Linked DNA regions of Homo sapiens: region 2 is linked to region 1. A link is an interaction called in ENCODE POLR2A ChIA-PET data of the cell type or tissue named here. Cell type or tissue: Panc1. All regions are shown on one strand.

Evidence for each region. ChIA-PET counts read pairs that join two places held together with the same protein. Peaks named below come from ENCODE experiments on the same cell type or tissue, not always from the same donor. Only the 100,000 strongest peaks of a DNase experiment are listed, where the experiment ranks them.
Region 2: POLR2A ChIA-PET joins it to region 1 with 7 read pairs; 3 of 35 experiments call an interaction of 5 or more read pairs at or near these places.

What each region holds. Positions count from the first base shown.
Region 1 is chr4:140,185,883-140,188,382 of GRCh38, forward strand. No RefSeq gene overlaps it. Among named protein-coding and RNA genes, the nearest start is that of MAML3, 33 kb to the left of the region's middle. In Panc1, no CTCF peak of the experiment used is centred here; a DNase peak (open chromatin) is centred at 999.
Region 2 is chr4:140,903,646-140,906,145 of GRCh38, forward strand. The region is part of intron 6 of RNF150 (ring finger protein 150); the gene reads right to left. Among named protein-coding and RNA genes, the nearest start is that of TBC1D9, 150 kb to the left of the region's middle. In Panc1, no CTCF peak of the experiment used is centred here; no DNase peak of the experiment used is centred here.

The DNA.
Region 1 (2,500 bases):
CAGCTGACAGGACTCTAATTACTAGTTATGTGGCTGTTGCCTGCTTAAGAAGCTATTCAGTGAGTTATGATTTAGAAAAGCTGGAGAGCACAGGGCTGATTTGTGAAGAGATATCTAATATGAAAACACCACAGAAATTCTCAGATTGATCCTCACGACAGAGATCTGTCTAATTAGGAAGTGTCTATTTTAATACTAAACCACAAAAAAGCCCAGCTGGAAAAGAATTTATAGGAAGACACGGAACCATCACTAGTTCGGCTGACAGCAAATGCAACCTAAGCATGTTTCTCAGCGTTTAATCAATAGTAGCGATATAGGACAATTACTCCCTTACAGACAATCCATCTCGTCCTATCAAGAGGGAAGGTCTTCACAGGTGATCTGGATGGAGAATCCCTAGCCAACACCACTTCCCTTGCCTCCGGGGTTGAGGACTGCCTAGAAGCTAGACGCTTACTAGAGTATCACCGAAAAGACAGCAGAATGGGCAGTGCTGTCTCCTGGGACAACTTAAGGCAGTCACCCTTGGGTCTGAGTTGCAGGTGAGGCAGGACAACAGGGAGAGCAGGACCCTTCAGTCCAACTGGAGGATTCGATTGCTAAGTTCTGTGATTAGACCCTAAAGTTTTTGAGGATAAGAACCTGTTGCTAAGTTTATATTCTATGTATGCTCAATAATGACTGGCTGACTAACCCTAGAGAGATCTTTGAGGAAAAAAAAAAAAAGACTAAAAACTGTAGCTTTCCTCTGAGGTTAAAAAAAAAAATCTGGTTGCTTTCTTGCCAGATATGAGAAGACACTAACCCTTCACTGAGCTGTCTTTCTCAGTGGAGTTCAGGCAATGTCTACACAAAAGCACAGCATTTTTGCAGGAGTCAAGCCAGGCACATCGGTGTGGGCATCCGCCTTCATGCCTCACCTGGTCTCCTCCTTTCCTCGCCTCTGTGTCTGTGTCATCAGTGGGTATATGGAGAGTTTCACAGTCCAGCCTGCCGAGCAGGCTGTTAATGAGTCATGCCCGCTCCCTGCCTTAACTTTGGCACAGTCTCAATCTCTATGAAGAGAGACAGAACAGAGGAGGAAAAGGTGTTTTGAAAACACTTGCTTATGTTGATACATGTTTTATCTTTGCAGCTGTAGCCACAGAATAGGTAATAGGATGGCAAGTCATCAGAGTTTATTCCAGAAATATCCACAGATTTATTTTACACATATTTTTGCGTCTCTATTATAGAGTATGAAACCCTGGCCTAGGCCACGGGGATAGGATGGAAGCAGGATGGCCATCAGGCCAAAGAGAATGGATGAGTATTCAGCATCCAGCTTGACCACTGAGCTGCCAGGTGACCACGAGGAAGTTACGCATCCTTCTGTGCTTCAGGTTTCACCTCTATGAAATAGCTTTTTTTATACCAAGGCTGTGGTGAGGACTCAAGAAGATTATACCTGTAGCAATGCCAGGCACAACAGGCATTCTGAAACCACTACTTGCCTTCTTCCCTATCTTATTTTGGGTTTCAAGCACAGCAGACCCAGAGACAAGGATTCCAGGACACAAGGGATGCTGCAGGGGAGTGGGGAAGTGAAGCAGAGATTGGGAAGCTGCCAGTAAACATATATTACTAAGCAGATACCAGTGTGGGTGCTGGAACTTAATCCTGCAGGGGAACAGTGTAACACAGAGCCTCAGAATTATTCCCCCCGAGGGAGGAGAGTGCTGGGGTATTTATACACCTATTCCCAAGAATCATTGGTTGAGGGCTACTGGGAGGGGAGTAGATTAATTTGCAGGCAATTTCAGCCTGCTGCATGGCTTCCCTCTCTGCTGTTCTGGGGCAGGAAAGCCCTCAGTACAGAGATGCAGATTCTGGCAGTAGGCAGTCAGCTGAAGCATGTTGGCATGTCCTAGGGACCTGGGCAGGGCAATGACAGGCACAGGGGGGAAAACCAAGGCATAGAAAATACTGTAGTTTCCATCAAGAAGCCACTACTCTAATAAGGGAGATAAGCCCATTGAAGTTTCAAAGGAAAAGGTTCATGGTGCCAAGATGTCTGCAGTTTCCAGGAGAGATCAGCACCTGGATCTCCCCAGGGTGGTACTTGCTACATTCAGGCCTTTGGTTCTCAGCCCTGAATTTGATCTGTCAGCAGCTGGAGAGTGAATTCAGAGGAACTGTTAGACTCATGTTAACCAAAACCCACAGAGTCTGAGAAGAAAACCAGAATGCCCATGTGTTGATTGGCATTCTCTCTCTGCAGGTTAAGCTTCATGAGGGACCAAATTACAATATTAAAGTGAGTTTATAAGTGGAGATTCAGAAAAATAGATGCTATAGCATCCATTGAGGAACTCTTCTCCAGCAAAGAGATAGCCTTGCCCGCAGGGTTATTTAGAGGGAAACCCTTTATCCTCACATTCCTGTCTGGCTCTGCCAAGGGTAGATTCTGGCTCCCTTATTCATAGCTTCCAGAGATACAGGGTATGCAGTGGTTAAG
Region 2 (2,500 bases), 720 kb after region 1:
GAGCCATGTCAAAAGCAAGATATCATTGTGAAGAATTAATCAATTGGAGATGGTGCTATCAATGAGTAACTCAGGGCATATGAGACAATCTCCCAGCAATGAATGAATGGATTTAATCTGTTGGCTGAGTTACTTCAGTTCAGGAAGACAAGCTTCTTCTGGGTGAGTGGTTGTGTCATACTCAGGCTGAGTGCTCCAAGTAGCAATATATCTGTGGTCTAAATTGATTGATTCTCTCACAGGCTGTTTGTGAATCTGCAGATCCTCAACTCTCCCTGTCAGAGGTACCAGGCACATAAGACAGGAAAGCCCTGGCAGTCTCGCTTTGAGTGGGCTTTCTTGGATTGGCAAGTGTTTTCAATGGAGGAGAAATGTTATTGCGGAAAACCCTGTGGATCGTGGATTGGGTAGTTGCCATCTGCGAAGCTTGACGATGATGGCATGTGCTTATTGCAGAGATCTTTGCTTTTTGGAACAGCTGTGCCTCTGGTGAAGCTGCCATGGAGATGGTGAGCTAGAGGGCTCAGAAGCAAGGGGGTGATGTTGCTCTAGGGACCTGGCACGTTAAGAGTCACGGAAATGATTGTCTGGAATAGTGTTACAATCTTCAAATGCTTTGTTTTATACAGAAGTAGTCACTGTGGCTTAACTATTTCCTGAAGGGAAGATGACAGTGGGGCCTAAAATCTTAAATGGCTGGCTAATTCTCTTGCCTGCCACAATGGAATGTCCTCACAAATCAAAGCAATCATCTTTCCAGGGCTAATGTGAATCTTATAGGCACCAAGGGAGATCATTCTCCTGGTTGGTTCCAGCTGGCATATTTATCCATAGTCAAGAACAGAGACTTCGCCATTTCAGGCTTTAATGCAAATCAAAAAAGCAGACATGGCTACTCACTCTTGCAACTCCCTCATCAATACTGGAATGGTTGATCTAAATGTATTTATTTCTGAGTGCATCAGTATATTTTGTAGTCACATAAAACCTGGACATTGCTGTTTTGCAAATGTAGCAAAGTGTAGCTGCACATGTGAAACAGAAATCTGAAGTTTATGCCAACCCTCCCTTTTTCTCTCAACTGTCTTGATTTACAGAGATTCCCTGAAAAAGTCCTGAACGCACATTCTTTCTCTTGTTTTCCTGTTCGGGGTGTGGTCAGAGCAGGTCTACAGGCATTTACAAGTTTTAAATAGAGATGTTCTAAATGCTTCATCAATTGCTCCCTCAATAAACCTCCAACTTAAAAAATATAAGAATAAATGTCATTTAATTTTAAGAGAATGCATCTTTAGGAGCAATGAATCCCATAGAAAAGTTTATATTAAGCTCCCCAAATTAGAGAAAGCAAATCCTTGCAGAGACTAAACACGAACCTCTGAATGAACTCTTTGGAAGTTTTTCCTATAATGAGTTGGAGTATGTGTCCCTGGAAAGCTCCTGGGTGGTTTGCAGTGGTAGGCGTCAGAGCTGGCATGAAAACCACTTTTCTCTGTGCTGCAGCTTCAGCTGTGCTTTAACAATTTTGTCTTGTAAGTGCATTTTGAAAAGTATTCACATACATATATGCATATATATACATATATATTTTTTTTTCCAAAAAGGCTAACCCATTTAAGAGCCTGTAGTTTAGTAGAGATAGCAGCCAAGTATGTGCTCCTTAGTTGAAGACCATCAAGACATTTAGGAACTAATTCTCTTGCACTTTCATGGGACTCTTTCTGCCTCAGTTTCTACTGAAGAGGCATGAATAACAAAGAAGCAAGAGACAGACTCTCCCTCCCCTACCCATCACTCTGCTCTCTGCCCCATTGCCAGATGTGCAATGAAATGTATAAAGGGGAACTTGTTCGGTAATTCTTGACCCCATCACCCATCTTGAGGCAATAAAAATGGAAAAGAAGGGGAAGAAGATGGGGTAATTGGTAAAGAAATTGTCAATGAACAGAGCGATGTCATGCTGAATCCTGCTCCTCTAGTGAAAGGGGTGGAGAAAGGCACCTCCCAATCCCAGGCCTGTGAGGGGGTTGCTGCAGGGGAATCCCCAACAAGATTTTGAAATATGTTTCCTGTAGGTTGGACTCAGCAAAAATGTCTCAAACTTTTGTGGACTCAGTCTCCTTCCTGCCTGCAACCTTGAGAGGAGGCCCAAGACCTTCGTGGGGTCAAAGGCTGGAGACTGCTACTGTCCTGGAAGAGGACTGTCAGGACAGGTGATGTATGAGTGTCCTAGAGGTGAATGGGGTTAATGTGGGTCCTACCCAAAAGGGGTTCCTGGAGAGGTGAGGAGAAATTAGGAGACAGAGGCTGAAAATGGACTCCTGGGCACACAGGATGCTCATGAGTAAGCAAGAGCGACCCATCTGTCCCAAGTTTTTTGAATTACAAGGGAAAGTGCCCAGCAGAAAAAAAATTTTTTGGGGTATGTGTTTGCAACTTAGAGGGACCCTTAGAACTTAAAGGTGCTCTTAGAACTATCAGTTACCTAAAAGTAGGTAGA